3 separate regions of the Homo sapiens genome follow, and regions 1 and 2 are each linked to region 3. The links are chromatin loops, found by intact Hi-C in ENCODE. Cell type or tissue: heart left ventricle. All regions are shown on one strand. Links, peaks and the distances in the headings refer to the core of each region. The heading gives the core; the rest is flanking DNA. Region 1 has its middle 44 kb from the start of LINC00856. Region 2 has its middle 37 kb from the start of LINC00856. Region 3 overlaps LOC105378379 (a long non-coding RNA gene).

What was found. A loop is a pair of places that touch in the nucleus more often than their neighbours do. Peaks named below come from ENCODE experiments on the same cell type or tissue, not always from the same donor. Only the 100,000 strongest peaks of a DNase experiment are listed, where the experiment ranks them.
Region 1: it touches region 3 in a loop (4-fold over the local background); 40 of 110 quality-filtered maps call a loop at or near these places.
Region 2: a loop joins it to region 3, with 4 times the contacts of the local background. A loop is called at or near these places in 43 of 110 quality-filtered maps.

The regions. Positions count from the first base shown.
Region 1 is chr10:78,201,851-78,207,779 of GRCh38, reverse strand. No RefSeq gene overlaps it. Among named protein-coding and RNA genes, the nearest start is that of LINC00856, 44 kb to the left of the region's middle. RefSeq lists an enhancer at 4,019-4,518. In heart left ventricle, for the core only: no CTCF peak of the experiment used is centred there; a DNase peak (open chromatin) is centred at 3,419.
Region 2 is chr10:78,208,545-78,214,473 of GRCh38, reverse strand. No RefSeq gene overlaps it. Among named protein-coding and RNA genes, the nearest start is that of LINC00856, 37 kb to the left of the region's middle. RefSeq lists enhancers at 1-1,841, 1,881-2,437. In heart left ventricle, for the core only: CTCF peaks have their summits at 2,026 and 2,825 (motif pointing left); DNase peaks (open chromatin) are centred at 1,623, 1,885 and 2,123; H3K27ac peaks cover 726 bases.
Region 3 is chr10:78,654,475-78,660,403 of GRCh38, reverse strand. LOC105378379 (a long non-coding RNA gene) reads left to right here. Exons shown (of 5, transcript XR_946100.2): 3 at 372-456. Among named protein-coding and RNA genes, the nearest start is that of LINC00595, 390 kb to the right of the region's middle. In heart left ventricle, for the core only: a CTCF peak has its summit at 2,643 (motif pointing right); a DNase peak (open chromatin) is centred at 2,653.

The DNA of each region.
Region 1 (5,929 bases), core at 495-5,494, 450 kb after region 3:
AGGGAAACCTAAATCACATTTATGGCTCATACTGTAAGGCAAATGTAGGTATTAAAATTGTTCCTTTTAAATGATAAACACCCGCTGAAATGGTGCAATAGAGCTGCATCAGAGACTGTTTTCACCCAAAAGAAACTGACTCAGGAAAGGCAGTAAATAGGGAATTTGACTGCAGTCCCCATAACTGCTGTTTACTGTAAGGAGTGGGGAGGAGGGGCCATGGAGAAAAATTAGCGCGTGGAGACCATGTTTGTTTTTAGCCACTTTAGCAACTTAACTTTGCATGGCTCTGTCTTCTCCCAGATCTGAGTGCAACAATTTCTCCCCGAAAGGGACATGGCTCCTTGTGGGGTGGGTATTTTTGGTTTCTTCTAGCCTGGTTTCAGATAGCTGGGCTTTCGTTTTACTGTGCATATCACAATCGTTGTGGTTTTGCTTTTGAGAGAGAAGTAATAGAAAAAATAGTTAATCACCCATTCATAATCTCTTAAACATTATTTTTAAGCTGATAGTAGCAAAACAAAATGCAATCTTTCTAACATCTTCAAGCAATTACTTGTCATTTTTCTGGTTTTCATAATAAAAGGAAATTAGTTTGGGGGAGGTGGAGTGGGGGACAAACTCCTGACTTTGAGTTTTGGGAAGATGAAGAACAGACTTAGAGTAAATCCTACCCGGGTTTTCCTGATGAAAATGAAAGCAGGAGCCAAGCAAGGGCAAGGGGTGCAATTGGGGGATGGGGCTTCTCCTGGCCCTACCCCTGACAATATGATATAATTCAGAGCTGCCTCTGCCTGAAGAAATTTGGGGAACATACAGACCTCTCTCATCTACCCCAACAAAGCTCAATAAATGAAGAGTCACAGCCAGAGCCAAATTTAGGTCCTCTGAGCATCCGCCATGAGGGATGAATTCACCGTGAGGGGTGAATCTACGGATGGATGGATGGATGGGTGGGTGGATGGATGGATGGATGGATGGGTGGATGGGTGGATGGGTGGATGGGTGGATGGGTGGGTGGGTGGGTGGATGTGTGGATGGATGAGTGGGTAGATGGATGGGTGGGTGGGCGTATGGGTGGATGGGTGGGTGGGTGGGCATATGGGTGGATAGGTGGGTGGATGGGTGGATGGATGGATGAAAATAACCACTGTTTCTTGAGATTTCTTCCATGCTGAGTAAGACGTCTCAAAGTCTAAGTGTGGAAGAACCAGTTTGTTTCATTTCCAATCAGTTTATTTTCCAATTTGTTGGAAATGCTTTCATGAAATAAGCTAAAATGTCACCATCTTGTCAAGCTGCTGTACAAGTATTCTCACTCTCCATTTCTATTATGACCAGTCTGCGGATGGCACCAGTCCTGGGCCCCACTTGGAACAGAACTGTTCTCAGGCTGGCTGCTAGGCACATCACACACATTCATTCACCGTCTTGCAGTCACTCTCTCAGATGGGTGCTTTTATACCCACTTTCTGGATGGGAAACCTGAGGCTCAGGGAGAGTTTGTGAGTTGCCCAAATTCCAAAGCTGATGGCTATAGAGCTAAACTTTAAATTCAGATCTCTTGGGCTCCAAACCTGTATAGTTTCCTGATGCTGGGCTCTAGAACCAGTCTCAAAGGACATGTAGTGGAGGGATGCCCTCCCAGTTGGAACCTAGGGAGGGTTCCTCCAAGGCCTCGGGTCAGGAGCTAGGAGGGGAAGGAGATGCTTGGTGGAGGTCAGGCACCCAAAAAAACAGAAGCAGGAGTGCAGTGGGAGGTTCAGAGAGCCATGGGCCAAGCTAGAGCTGGGCAGGGAGAGGAGATGGAGGGAGCCTGGCCCTGTGGCTACTCTCTGGGGAAGCAGGGTGAGAAGCAGCCCTTGGCCCAGAGCAGAATGATGAGAAAAGTCGGCCACCCAGCTCTCTGCACCTTGATCTTCACTCTAGAGCCTGGGCTTCCCATTTTGTAGAGCAGTGACTGGCATTTTTTAAAAAATGTAAATCTGCCAGAAGACACTCCCATCAGGGTATTTCTTCCTTTAAAAGAGTTTAAGGGACTAGAGGGGTCAGAGCACTCTCATTTCCTGCTGAGCTGCTTCTGTGAAGCTTTGAACACCAAGGATGGAGGGCACAGGGCCGGATGTTCAGAGAGGCCCAGAATGAAAGGGAGGATCAGACAGGGCCATGCCAGCTGCCGTAGCTGGGCCTGGCCGTGCTCTCTGGGGCCGTGCTCTCTGGGGCAAGGCTCACTTGGAGGTACAGAGGCCTCAAACTAGGCCCACATACAGAATCAGGCCTGGGAAATGAGAGTTAACATCTCACTGTGTGTCCTAGGGACCACCTGCCCAGCTCTGTCGTTCAAGATTCTATAGGGAGAGGCTCCACAGATCCTGAGAGCAGGGCCTTCCACTCCCACTCCCACGCCCACCCACATCCTGACACCCAGGAAATTGCCCTGGTCTGAAAGTCCAGAAATCACTCCCATTGTCTCATCTTAGAGTAGTTCCATAGGCAGTGAGGCTGCTCTGCCAGGCTCTATGCTGTGGTTGGGGTGAGGCCCCTCAGACCAGGCCTGGTACTAGAGTAGGTGAGACACAGGTGCCTTAAGAGAGGAAAGCCAGTGTTACGGGTGCCCAGAGGACTCTAACCCAGCTGGAGAGAGGGATGGTCAGGGACGGCTTCCTGGAGGAAGGTGGAGTGGGGGAAGCAGGCCTACCTGAAGCTAGCCTTTCCTAGGGGAAGGAGGAAGGGTTGCATTTTAGGTACACACACACACACACACACACACACACACACACACACTACCACCACCACCACAACCACCACAACTTTGAATGAAAGTCTCCTTTTTCTTCTCCTGGTGAAGAGAAAAAGAATAATTTTCATAACTTTTTGGAGCTGTAGACTAAGCCCTTTACTTCCCAAGTAGGGAAACTGAGGCTCAGAGAGATGAGGTGCTGCACCCACGGTCACACAGCAAGCAGGGCGTGGGGCCAGAAGTCTCCCCGCCACTGTGATTCAAGTTGTGCCTCCCCAGCCAGGCATTACCACGCAGAAGGGAGAGAAAGGCCTCTGGAGGAAGTGGAGGCACGGCTCCCCCTCCCCTGGCTGTTCCCAGGAGAGAAGGAGCTGGGGGAGCAGCCAGTCCTGCGTGGTCCCCAGGGAGCATATTTGCCAAGTGAGACAGCAGGGAGGCAGAGCAGAAGCAGCAGTCACAATATTAAGGTCCCTCACGGTAAACAGGAGCTCTGTTGTTCCAACATCCCCTGCCACTCACCTGCCCCTCCCAGAACCACCCCTGGTGGGGAGAAGGGCTCTACCTCCTCCCACTGGGCTCTCCTTCCCCCTCCAGAAATCCCAGCACATACATAGCTCCCTCCTCAAGAGCTGGCAGCTCTGAGGCCTCAGAGGTGGGAGGGAGATGGGTGGGCAGACTGGCTGGACTTTGGCATTGGGCCCAGCCGCTCTACCCAGGATACCCCACTTCCTTATCTGCTCTGTAGCCTTGGGAGAGTTGGTGACCACAGCAACAATAATAACAATAATGACAGCAAACACTCACACAGGCCTTAGGGGAAGCTGGGCACCCATCCTAAGCAATCTCAGATGTGGATTCACATGATCTCCACTACAACCCGGCCAAGCAAAGGCTGACAACATCCCCACTGCACAGAGGAGGACACTGAGGCTCAGAGAGGGGAAGATACTTGCCCCAGGTCACAGAGCTGGGGAGTGGCAGAGCTGGGAATTGAACCCAGGCATTTCTCCTCTCTTAGCCTTGGCTGTGAGGCTGGGGAGGTAAAGAGCCTGATCCAGACACTCTACACCCTCCGGGGTACTGAGGCAGGGAGAGACAGTCACAGCTGTGCCAGGAACAGAGAGAAGTGGAGGGCCCGGATGGTGGGGCAGCCTGCAGATGGGACCCTGCAGAGGAAGGGCCTGGGCTGTAGGGCACCCAGAGGAAAGAGCGTGAATCCAGAGGGATTCTGAGACACAGGCCAGGTCAGGGGGCAAACAGGGGGTCTCCGATTCAGAGCGACAGCGAGAGGGCATTTCAGGCACAAGTGACAGCAAAGGCTTGGAGATGGAATGTTCCATCGCACAGAATGCTTTATCTTTGGATAAAGCATTATCCAAATGAGGGCCAGGTGCTAGGATGCCAGGATGGGGGCAATGACGCTGAAGAGGTAATGAAAGTACTGGCCATACTTCCAGAACATGCACAGGGCAGGTGCTGGACAGGTACTGGGTAACCGGCACAGCGTTACCCAGCCCTCATCACAGACTAGGGTGGAGAATGGATTCTCACCCATCTTTCAGGGAGAAGCTCCAAGCTCAGAGAGGTGAGTGCCTCGCCCCAGGCCAGCTGCAGAGCTGGTCAGGGTAGAGCAGGGTTTGGGTCCAGGCGATCAAGCCCCAGTCCTGCTCTCTCTTCCGCACTATCCCATCCCCACACCAAGGGCAGCACCGAAGAACATAGGTTGGAGAAGCAGAAACCGAGGTGCAGAGGAAAGGAAGGGGCGAGGACAAGGGCACAGCAACATGAGGCCACACCAGGACTCAGTCCCTGCTCCGGCCTCCCATCTTGGGAAAAGGGGTAGGGCTCCCTAGAGGCCCACTGTGGTCCATGTGCCAGTGTGAGGTGATGGGGAGGGTGCGGGGAGCAGGCCAGTCACAAGCAGCTGGGCCCACTGTTAATGTCATTCCTGGGGTGATGATGAGTGATGCAAAGACCCAGGCAGTGGCTTGAAAAGATGATCCCATCCCTGCAGAACTGCCCCTGTAGGGAGAGAAAGGGTCCCTGTCCCATGTCAAGCAGGGAAGCTGTATCATTCATTCAGCTGACATTGTCTGAGGCCCTGCTCTGAGCTGGCCCTGGGCCCACCAGCTATGCAGCCTTATCCAAGCTCTTCCCCTCTCTGGGCTTCATGAAAGGGCTGGACCAGATCCTCTCATTGATGCATACATATGTGCATTCTCTCCTTCCTTCATTCATTCACCAAGGGCAATATGGACCACAAAACCCAGGCCCTACTCTCAAGATACCCAAGGCTCCCTTTCAGCACCAAGAGTTCAGGTTTCCCAGTGCACTGAATACAGCCCAGCCTGCAGGTCCAGAGACAGAGACCTGGGTTTCTGTTCTGCCTGCCCTTGACTTCCCACATGACCTTGTTTTATTCTCACATTCCACAGACATTTACTGCACGCCTATTACGTGCCAGTCCTGGGCCCTGGGGCAAGCGTTAGTCCACAGAACAGTCACAGGTCCTGCCTTCCAAGAGCCTTCGCTGACTGGGGAGACAGACTACACAAAAAGAAACAAGTAGCCTCCCTGCTGAACCTCAGTTTCCCCAACCTTACAGTGAAATAATGTCAGGTGGGGCTGATGAAGCATGTACTATGTGGCAGAACAAGATGACACCAGCAGCCAGTGACCCTCTATGCCTCTAACTTGATGTGGAACCTCAGGAAAGACCCTTCACTCCTCTGGACTGCGGTTTTCTTATCTGGCAAAATGCGCATGTTGCATTTCTGTATCCAGCTAAAAAATATGTCATCTATTCTTCATCACCTAAAAGCAAACATGGATTTGAGTACAGGAGGTCTGAACCCTGCCCACAAACTCTTTCATTGATCCCTCCAGTCTCATCTCAGCTGCTCATCTGTGATCCCCAAATCTGAGCCCTCACTACTCCCTCTGATCACTCCTGCCTCTGGACGTTCATGCATGCTGGTTTTCCCAGCCGGAATGCCCGTCCTTCAGCTCTTTTCTCTGCCTGGGTGATCCTTTAAGGTCCAGCTCCGAGGCAACCTCCTCAGTTAACTTTCCCAGCTCCCACTTTACCCCAGACAGAAAGAGATTCCTCCCTGGTGGTTGGTCAATTTGTTTTCGCTTATTTTGAAATAAAAGTTTTAAAAATGCCTATGATAAAAATTTTGAACTGTT
Region 2 (5,929 bases), core at 336-5,335, 450 kb after region 3:
GTTTTGAAAAAGCCAGGAACATCATGGCATTATCGCTTTAGGACGTTGGTCTAAAGGGCTGCTGGAGGTCGTGGCAGCTGCAGTGCAGGGCAAGGTGAGACGGGGAGGAGAGGTGCAGGCAGTGGGCAGACCTGGAGGTGGAACAATGGCAGGCCCAGGACAGGCAGAGGGACCTGGAAGAGTCCGAAGAGCCACAGTGACGCTACATGGGACCATGTGCCTTTTCCAAGCCTCAGTTTCCCCTCCTGTGGAATGGGATGGCCTCTTTTCACAAGACAGTTGGGAGGACCCTTGAGTCTGTGTGAGTGGAAAAGTCTGGAAAGCTGGAAAGAGTCCGGAGCTCTTCTATCAACATTCAGAGGAATGGAGGCTGGCGATGGAGTGGTCGGATTAGGACAGAAAGACCAACGATGGATTCAGGAGAGAGCAAGCAGCATGAGGCTGGAAGCCCCCAGTACCTCTATTTCCCTTCTGCTGCCTCATATTTGCATTGTTTCTTCCTCTCCAGCCCCTCTGACCCTTCCTCCAACAATGCAGAGCCTCAGAGAAAACAGTGTGCAATTGGAGGGAGACTGCTTGTCTTCCAGGCCGGCTCCAGCAATGCCATGCTGTACATCTCTGAGCCAGTCCCTCGACTTCTCTGAGACTCAGTTTCCTCATCTGTGAAAGGAAGAGAAGGGCGATGATAGTAACAACGCATTTGAGGTCTCTCCAGGTGCTGGGCTGAGTTCTTGCTTTATGACAACTCAATGAAACAGGAACTATTACCACTCCTGTTCAACACGTGGAAACTGAGGTGCTGAGAAGTGAAGGGAGTTGCCCAGGGTGACACAGGGGGTGATGAAGCCAGGACAGGCCCACTGCAGATGGCTGTTGGGAGGGCTGGATGAAATGGTGGAGAAGAAACATTCTTAAGACTGGCATTTGCTTGTCATCTTATAATGCCATTAAGATGGTGTAGCAGATTGCACTTTCCAAAGATGCCCACCACACCATCACCCATCCCACAGGCTTTTTGGCAATATGACCTTCCCCTCCTCTATAAAGAAGTGGGTTCTATTTCTCTGCCCTCTTGAATTTGGGTGGGTCATGATGATTTTTTCCAAAAGAATAGGAGGAAGAGACCTTGTGCCAGTCCAAGCCTTAGCCCTTAACTAGCCTGACAGCCTCCACTGGCAGTGTCCTGGGAGCTAGCTGCTACATAAAAAGAATCACTACCCTGAGCCCACACTGCTGGGAGAGGCCCAAGCCACGTGGAGAGGCCCTGGAGGATGAGATGCTGCAAGAAGAGAGGCAAAGACCCCAAGAAGCCAGCCTTAGCCACCACATGAGAGACCCAGGTGAGTCCCAGACAACCCAGAGAGCAGAGCAAAAGAAGAAGACATTGCTCGAAGCCCCTCTCTTCTGGTATGGTTGTTACACAGCAGTAGAGAACCAGTCAGATGCGGCCCTCTTTCCACTTTCAGCTCTAAGGCAGAAGGTCGCCACAAAGAGATGAGGAAGAGGAAAGAAGAGGGGTGGAGGGGTGGAGTCAGGACTGCAAGGAGCTGAGGCAGGGAGCTGCCCTCTGCCTCTGCCTCTGCCTCTGGGCCCCAGCCTCGGAATCAGCCCAGCTTACAGCCCTCAGACAGTGGCCAGCCCATGACTTACGATGGGGCGCAGGTCAGGCTACCGGCCCCTCTGGGCTGCCATCTCCTCTCCAGTTACGTGGGGAGCTGTGGGCTGCCCTCCCCTCTCCTGTTATGTGGGGAGCTGTGGGCTGCCCTCCCCTCTCCTGTTATGTGGGGAGCTGTGGCCTGCCCTCCCCTCTCCTGTTATGTTGGGAGCTGGATGGAGTCGACGACCCCTGAGGGCCACTGCAGCTCTTGCATGCTGGATCTCCACTGCTGGGGGGCGGGGCAGGGGGGCGGTCATTCTGGCTGTGGTTCTATCCAGCAGAGCCAGGAAACACTAGGGCTGGTCAGACCCCAGAGCCCTCAGGACATCCCCACCCCTGGGTCTTCATACCCCTAGAGAGGCCAACACCACAGGCCTGAGGGCCAGCAAGTCCAGCCCAGCCAGACAGTGGAGCTGGAGAGCAGAAGGCCACACCTGCTGACTCTCACCCAGACACACTGTGGCCCTGAGCCTACTGGGCCCATGCCAGGACAGGCCCTTTACACAGAAGAGCCTATTTAATCCTCACAGTCATCCGGAGTGCCAGATAATGCTATTATCTCATTTCTCAGATGAAGAGTCTGAGGCTCAGAGACTTCAGCAAAATCACACCACTGCAGTGTGAAGCCAGAATTGAAACCTGGAGGCCTAATTCCATGACTCTCCCTCCCCTCCACTGTGCTTCCGCTGGTGGGTACATCCGCAGACACAAACACACCACCCTGCTCCCCACACAGCCCGACCTGCCCTGCTCGCTCACACACATACTTTCATGTGTGATGGTGCATACGTGTAGACACATCCCATGCTGGTACACACCAGTTCATACGGAAACCCACATTCACACAGGTTGTGTGTGTCGCACACAGACACTCCCATCCCTACACATGTAGACCCAGGCACCCAGGGCCCTGACATTTGCTCACACATACACCCCTACACTCCAGCCCCACAGGCTCAGGTGCAGACATCTGTGTGCATACATCCTCATCACACACGTACACACACAAACACTGCACCTTGTTTAATGATGCCCAGGAAATGAGAGTCATTATTTTTATTTTTTTAAAAAAAAGAGCCTCTCAAATGCCAATAGATTCCAGCATGTTTTTTCAGTGCTAAAAGGTTTTACAAGCAAAAGTCACCCAACAGTGCCACCTGCTGAAGGCTGGCTATTCTCTCCCGTCCTGCCTGTTCCATCCTTAGTAGGGTGAAACCTGTCCTCAGTTTCCCCCAAAGCGCTCAGGACTTGGGAGCTGGGTGGGGGAAGCTGGGGGAGAAAGTGGGTGCAGGTGGACAGAGGAGAGGTTATACCGAGGCAGGGGAACACATGGAGAAGGACTTCCAGAGCAGGCAAGGAGAGGAAGATGAAAGAGAGAGGCCTGCAGGGAGACAGAGAGGCCAGGCAGGGAGCTGAGAGAAAACCATGGGACTCAGAGAATAAGAGAGAGAGCACAGATAGAAAAGACTGGGAGGGAAAGTCTGGCATGCAGATGGGAGAGAGGGGAGGGAGGATGAAAGAGACCCGAGGAAGGACTAGAGGGGCAGCCAGAAATGGCGGAGAGCCCTCCCCAACGTCGGCCCCCTGGACCCACAAGGGGCACGAGCCTGGCAGCTGGCCCTCCCTCCCTCCAGGGGTGCCTCTACTGCAGGGGCCTGAGGCTGCAGTGTTTTCCTGGAGGTGGGGATGCCCCAATGCCCCCCTCAGCCCTCCAAAATGTTTGTCAAGCAGCCCCTGTCCCTAAGGGGCTCAGCTCCCCGCCACACACCCTGCCAGCAGGTCAGGATGAGGCAACTGTCAACAGGAAAGGGCTCTTACCTGAAGTATCTGGCTTCTTAGGTGCGAGTGACATCCAGAGAGAGGATTTGTTCAAGGCCACACAGAAAATTAGGAAGAGTCAGCCCTAGAAACTTCAGGGGCCCACGCACGGGCCTCCACCCCTGTGTCAACTGAGATGACAACCCTCTTCTTTCTTGATAGAATCATGGAGGAAAGAGAGATTTGAATCTGCATTCAGTGGTTCCAGACCACAGGAGAGTAGGGGATTAACCACAAGGCCCCAGGGGGAGACCGAGGCCACATTCTTGAGTCACCATGTCAGTACCCACCCCTCTGGAGTCAGGTGGATCAGAGCAGGACAATCATCAGTCCAAGAGAAAACCACTGACCTTCAACTCATGAGACATTGGCGCTGAAAGCTCCCACTGATCCCTTCCCGTGGGGACACTGAGCCTAGGGGAGTGGGGCATGCTGGGGTGAAGCAGAGGGCCTGAGCAGAGGGCATGAGAACCCCCCACCCTCCCAAGCCAGCTGCCCACACAAACCTCTTGACACTGATGGAGCCAACTCCTCAAAATCCTGAGGTCTGGGCTCCCTAGAAGGTGGCAACTTTGGGGGCTTCATCCTTCCCTTCTGAGGCCTAAATTCTGGTCCTCTTCTCTCTCCCAAGGGGACACTTCCTCCAACAGAAAGGACCCTGGCAGGGAAAGTCTTGGGGTAATTTTTCTTTTTTATGAAACCCCCTGATATCTCCCGTAGCTCAGCTGGAGTCACAAGGAGGCACCTCTCTCACCTTTGTAGAAACACACAGGGCTGCAGAAAGCTGGCTGACTACACAATGCAGAGCAGGTGCCGGCTTGCATCTCATTTACATATGTTTGCATATGCTTTCTTACTTCTCAAAATACCAGGAAACTATCCTCCATTCTCCATCCTATAGCTTCTTGGCATTTACAGTCTCTCCTGACTTACACGGGGTATCTCAATGCTGTGGACTTCCATTTGCTTAGCTAGAGAAGGACTTGGATTATAAATCCAACAGACTCTAAACTCCTTAAAAGCGGCATCCTGGTGCCAACCTGCCCCCTTCCCTCCTCCCAGGCCAGACCATTCACCCCCTCACTAAACATACCCTGTTCTTCTGTGCCAAAAAGAATTGGCTGATGCTGTTCCCCCTGCCTGAAAGACCCTTTCCTCTCCTTCTCTACCTGAAAAGCTCGTATTCAGACATCAAGACTCAGTTCAAATGGAACTTCTGCAAAACTACGGCATGTGAGTTTCTCTATTTTCTCCAGCACCTCCAAGCAGAACAATCACTTCTCAGTGGGCCCCAGCACTTTGGCTCATTAACAGCCAACAACTAAAGGGAAAATTTATTATACCACAAAATGATATTGAATAATACAGCACATGTATTTCCTCTTAGACTGTGAATTTGTTGAGGGCAGGAACCATGGGAGACGCAGCCATCACTGCATAGCCTATAGCTCCCAGCTCTGGGAAAATGACTGCGTAATCATTGTTTGATGAATGGATGAATGAATGATTCTCTCCATGGTCTTTATGCTCACAGATTCTGTGATTCTTCCTCCTTCATGGCTAGCTCAGACTAGGTTAAAGAGCAGTGATATTCTACTCAATATTTTACAACTTGAAATAACACAGACAGAGGGTCCATGTGGACCCTGTCTGCTTTCGAGCACCAGCGCTTCACAAACAAAACCCCAATCAGGTTCTGCAACCCCAGGTGGGGCCTTGGGCCCAGAGGTGAGGGAGGCAATGGGGCCAAGGCTGCTGTTTAGGAAACAAATAACCAAGTGGGGAAATTTACAGTCAGATAATTGGCAGCTCTGGTGCACAGTCAAATGCAGTAAATTAAGTGTTTTCCTGTAAATCAAGTTTATGATTTGCACTGGAGATGTAATTGTTAAAACTGTTCATTTTACCCGCAAATAGCAGTTGAAAGAAACCAATTTAGGAGTGACAGATTGGTTTTTGATTCTAACTGTAGTGCTAAAACAGTTAATTTTAATAACATCCTTTGGACAGGAGTCTGCTTGTTACTTAATATCATAGTCAACAATTTGAAAACTGCATGTTCAGCCACTGCTGCTTCCGCTAAAAATTAATCCCATTTTTCCCCTGAATGGAGGTATTTCTCAGCAGGAAGCAGTATGTCCATGCAGAAGGACTTTCCTCATTTACAGGGTTACAACCCTTCCACTCTGGGGAAGGGAGGCCACAAGAAGGTGAGGTATAGGCTAAAAGGAAACAGGTCCTGGAATGTTGAGGCCAATGGGGACCCTCCCTAATGTAGGAAACCCTTCAATGGCAAAGGGGATCACAATCTGAAGCTCCTGCCTGCACACTTCCATTGGCCAGGATGCCTCCTCTCCCCTGGGGTTCTACCCAGCTCTGAACCCTGAAACCATGTAGACATCAACTCTGAATAAACAGGACAGATTCTATCTTTCAGACTTGTCACCGTCCTCT
Region 3 (5,929 bases), core at 586-5,585:
TTTGGGAGGCTGAGGCAGGTGGATCACGAGGTCAGGAGTTCGAGACCAGCCTGGCCAACAGGCTGAAACCCCATCTCCACTAAAAATACAAAAATTGGCTGGGCATGGAGGTACACACCTGCAATCCCAGCTACTCAGGGAGGCTGAGGCAGGATAATCGCTTGAACCCGGGAGGCGGAGGTTGCAGTGAGCCAAGATCGTGCCACTGCATTCCAGCCTGGGTGACAGAACGAGACTCCATCTCAAAAAAAGAAAAAAAAAAAGAAAAAGGTGAAATGGATCTTAGAGGCCACCTTGTCTAAACTTCCACCTAGAGAGGAATATGAATAAAAACCCACTGAGCTAAATTCATTTCTTTTACATTATTCCAGGCATATCTCTTACACTGTGAATGTTGTTAAGTTGTAGGAGAGAAAAGTGCTGTAAAGGAATAAGGATATCCCTGCATTTTACCAGGTAACTATGGGTAAGTCCCTACTCTGGCCTTCAGTTTCTCTAGAGGTTCAATGAATACCATGCATCTTTGGGTTGCTGAAGATTCAATGCTGTATGAAAAGCACCTGATACTGAGCAAGTTACTAGATTTCCCCCTTCCCACCCTGAAAAATAAGCATCATGCTTTACATAAATACTGCATGCAAATATTCTATATGCAATATGCAAATATTCAAGACATTTTTTACAATGTTGGGTTTTGTCCTTGTCCCTAAGGGAACATATTAATGCAAAGTAAAACACTCTGTTCAATTCTGCTGGTTTAGATGATGGCTCATTCTCCCAGGAAGCTCTATTTTATAACCTGGTGTTAAACTTCATTAAATACAAATACTCTGGAGTTTATCATCCTTTATAGGAACCTAAGCTTCAGAATTACAACATTTCAAAGTTTGGGCTCCCTTATGTTTTAGAAAAGTAGAAATAGACTCTACAAGGGGAAGTGACTTGTGAAAGGTTACCACATGAGCTAGAAGCAATTGCAACCCCAGGTAAGCTAGTCATGTCTAGCCTGGGGCCTTTTCTCCAAATCAGCAACTCCTCATTTCTTTTCTTGGAAACTTAAGCTCCAGCATGCTGAAGTGTTTGCTCTTGAATTCTCTTACCTCTGGAAACCAGGAAACTCGATGGATTTTTGTCTTCTCACTTATTTGAGAAGATGCAGTTTGTTGAAAAGAGAATATATGTCAACAATCTGAGTTGGGTGTTTTATGCCAAACAGAGGATTCAGCGTGTTTTATGCCAAACAGAGGATTCAGCATGTTTTAGTGGGATTTGAACTGGAGTCCAAGCTGGGCACAGTCCTCTCTCTTTCTGCAACTAATGAGAAAGGAAGTAAAACATGCTCGACTGTAGGCAAAAGTCTCCTTTCTGTTGTACACACAGGGGAACAGGTGCCAGGCCATGGCCCTGACAGTTATGCAAATCAGTTGTGCAGATTTTAAAAACAAAAACAAAGGTAAACTGACTCTATCTGAGCATAACATTTTATGCAACATGAGCATAAATAACAAGATTCTTCGCTTCTTACTCTCTGGTACTCACGCAGGTGACAGCTTCGGCAGCACTGTGGGCGGAGCCATAACAGACTGGAGCTTGTGGGTCCGGCTTCTAAAGTTGCTCCTCCTGTGACCTTGGACAAGTCACACTTCCTCCTGTCTGATACCTCATCTGCTCTGTGGGGGATGTAGCTGCTTGCCTTTTTATAAGAATTAAATGAAAGACTGGAACCAAACATTCACTCCAATATCTTATTGCTACTCCAGGGCAGGAACCAGGCTCAGTGCTGTAGATGAATGTGATGGTCCTTTGCCCACAAGGGACCCCCCCACCCCCGCTGTACTGGGCACTCTCACTCCAGATTCTGTAATAGGTGTGCTCATCACGAATCCCAGCAAAGTCCTTGCAAAAGAGCACAGATGTGCAATGCAGGCATTTGCGATTCACTGAGATGAGGTGTTTGTTCGTTCTGGGCCCACATCAGAGACCTGGGTTTTGCAGCCATTGTGTTCTGGGGTCCATGAGCTGAAGAAGGGATTCTGTGAGTGATAGTCTGGTTTGCTTGAGCAAAGATCTGAGAATCTGCCAGGTAAGGTTTCAGACAGATTCCTGAAACTATTTTTAAGAAGAAGCTACTCTAGTAGTAAATGCTAAGTGAGTGTGTCTCCAGTGGGCAGGTCCTGGGATTGGCCTCCAAATGTGACAAGGAGACTTCAAGAGGCTATCAGGGGACATGGTGTTACAGTTAACATAAGCAGTACAGTGTTAGAGGATCTTGAAAGGCCCGGGCCTCCTCACTTCTATGGTGACACCAGAGAAGGCAACCAGGTTTAGACATCTCAGAGATCAAATGGTTCTATAATCACCCCCAAAAGGTGGCTAGAATGTTTTCTTCCAACCTGGAAAGTAAAATCCTAAATTCAGAAAAGACACCCCCCCCACCCCCCACCCCCACCCAGAGGCATCAGAACAGAAGGCTTGGGATGGGCTGTAGATGTCATCTGGACCATGTCTAATGTTCCAGGTGAGGAAACTGAGGAAGGAGGACTTGCAAGAGGACACACAGAGAGTTAGTAGCAGGGCTGGTTCTGAAACCCGACAAGCTGGAGAGAGTCAACCCCTGGAGATTGAGCTCTCTGAACACCAGCCAGTAGGGGGAGCTCCGTCTCACGGGTGGTGCTCAGTGTCTCCTGGCAGGGGACAGAGTGCCCTGGTTAGAAAGTGGGTTGAAGGCGCATCTGTAAATCCAAGGCTGACAGAGGAGGCCCTGTTGTCCTATATTTCTCCTCTGTAAAAGCCCCTGCCCACCCACCCCAACGAGTTCCTCCTGGGTCCCTGGGAACCATGAAAATTGTCCTGTCCAAGTTGAAGGCATAGAAGTGCCTCCTGAAACTTGTGAGTTTGTTACTCTCGGCTGGAACAATGATGGAGCATTACCTGTCTAAGCACTCTCAGGGAGAGCATTGGCAGAGTGGCTTCCGGGTTACGGGGAGGTGGAATTCAGAGTGGGCATAGGAGGGCATTTTTAACCAGAGAAACGTGTCCATTCACCTTTGCAGACATTTACTGAGCACCTACTATGTGCCGGGCACAGGACTTTCACCATCCCAGACAGCTAATCAATGCCACGGCGGACAACCTTCCTTCTGAATGTCAGCCGCCCAATCCTGGGCTTTGTGCTGGCTCTCTTTCTTCCTCACTCTCTTTCTTTCTTTCTTAAGCCACCAACAAAACTCTGACCTCTCCCCACACACACAATGCAGGCAGTCACTCATGCATTAACAACCACCAGGCCCCAAAGGTCGTTTCTATGACAACCCCGGGGTCCTTAATGACCCTGGCAGGCCAATGATTTTGTTTTGTTTGAGAGTGAAGGAATAATAAGTCAGTCCAACTCGCTCGGGCGCTCGCCTCTCTCCCCGTCGCCCCCCTCCGCCGCCTCCGCTGATATACTGTTCATTATCTGGCTGCTGCATCAGCTCCAGAGACGGGGCGGCAGCCAGCTCTGAAAGACAAGAGCCTGGCTGCAGACAAAGAGCTGTAAAGGACCGAGTGTGCCCTGCATCCAGGGCTGCCCGGGGTTCATTAATTCCATTGCCCGCTAGAAAGGAGAGTGGGAGCAAGGGCCCTGGGGTCCTTGGTTCCTAGAGTCCAATGGCACCAGCATGAACCCCAAATCACCGTGCAACTCTTCAGAAAGAAGCGTGTGTAGGGCCCTGTTGGGAGACCTCTCTACCCAGGAGGTGTGCCCAACTCGCCGCCAGCCAGCACAGCTCCCGAAGGCGAGACGTATCATTTTAATGATGGGTTGAACAAGGCAATTAATGTGCAGCCCCACCAGCTTCCATATGGATCATCAGTAACTCGGGAGGCTGGGCCTGATCACCCAGACAAAGGAGGGCAGCATGGCGTCCCAGCTGATTCCCGTCCACTGGCTCCGGTGGGGCGTTGCCCTCTGGGTTCTCCAGTTCCGGATTTCTGGTTCTACCCTGAGAAACTTCCTGGGGAGGAAGCTTTCATTGTCTTCTGATCTTGGGGCAAATAGGCCTCCAGCTTGTCACATTAATTTTCAAACGCGATGTTCGGCAGCGTGGGATTTTGCTAGCAGACACTTGGAATTATTTTTGTTGTGTGTGCACAACTGAAATCCCCTAGAATAAGTCATTATCCTCTTTAAAAAAAAAAAAAATCAGCTCCTACTGGCTGCCTGGTGGCCCAATCAGCTGACTCATTTTCCATCTTTCCCTGAAGTAATTAGCGTTTTCATTTTTCCCAACCTGCCTATTAGATAAACTCCAGGATCCCATTCAGTGGAAGCACATTTTTGTGAGTTGACTTGCCTCAGCCTCTCCCCAAGAAACAAAAGAAGAAATCTGGAGAAAGGCACAAAGAGATGTGTGATTTAGGCTCCTGTTCTCTGACATGGACTGTTTATTAATCAAGGAGATCGATAAAGGGGGGTGTGCTGTGGCCAGGGTAGGGGGGCACCGTGGGTGGACACCAGCATCAGCTGTTGACCCTAGCACAATAATGGAAAAGGGTATTTGGTCATTCAGTAAACAGTTACTGAGCACAAACCCTGGGGTGCAGAAACACAGTGCTGCTTTTAACAGTGGCAGCACCCGCTCATCCCATGCCCTCTCTAGGGTTCATTTCTCCTCTGTTGAGTGAGGGGCTGGCTCTAGATGAGAAGTGGAAAACTCTGGGGTTGCATGGGCCAGGAGACAGTGTCAATGGGGGTGTGCAGTGGGCCTGGGCATGAGGACTTGGGCAGGCTGGAGGGCATTGAAACTGTCTAAAATGGGCAGCCACAGGTCAGCTCCAGCACTTGCTGTGTTCCAGCATGTAAGGGCAGGATGGCCACATCTCCTGAGGGTTTCAAGAGAAGACAGAATTTGGAATTATTAAAACGTGAAATCTGCACATTTTTAGATGTTTTCAAGTAAATCTAATTTTTTAGAAGATTATGCTGGTCAAAGAAACACATTTGGATGAAGCAAGTGGTGCCAGGACCACCAGTTAGTTGCTGTGCTCTAGACTTTTGTGATTTCAAGTGCAGTTGAGTGAGCAGGTATAGCAGCAGCTGCTGGAAGCTTGCGAGGCATGAGGATTCTCAGACCTTGCCCCAGATCCCCTAAATCATAAACTGGATTCTCCCTATGCATGTTAAAGTTTGGGAGGCAATGCAGTGAACACTCAAGGTCTTTGAAATGGGCTGCGACAACTCTAGCATTTTCTCTGAGTACGGATTTGCTCACTGTACCTCCTGTGCACACCTTTCATTGCAATCCAGGTAAGAAAAAAGTCCCATCAGAGTATGAGAGACCAAAGTGTGTGGGCTCAGCCAAGGGGCCCTGGGGGCTTGTCTGTTCGAACCTCTTCCTCAGCAAGGGGAGAATTCAGCTGTCCAGTACAGAGAGCTGTTTATTCTCTTCTCCAGGAATGGGGCTGCTGAGTCTCATCATAAATGTAATATTTTTCCTTTCCTCATTTCCTATAATTTGCAGTCATTGGCACAACTGACCATGATTCTTTCCTGAAATTCCCTCCTCCATTGGGTCCTTCCTCCAATGGTCCCTGAACATTATCCTGGTTTGTAGCCCAATTATTCTAAAGACTTTAGTCTCCTCTTATGTTTCTCCTTCCTTCTCTAACATTCTAAATGCAGGCTGTTCCCAGATCTTCTGCTGTCTTTTTCTGTCTCCATCACAAGAGTGTTCCTCTAAGCACTTGGACTTCCAGATCCACTCTCTTGGCTTCCATCTCTCTGAGAGGCAGTGGTACTTTTCAACTGCTTGGTCCCACTTCAGGCTGAAATAATCAAGAAGGAAAACATCACCCTTGCCCTAGAGCTCATTCTACTCCTGGTTGCATGCTCACTTTTAGTAGCCTCATCACTCAGGTTCCAGACTGGACAACAGCCAGGCATAACAGA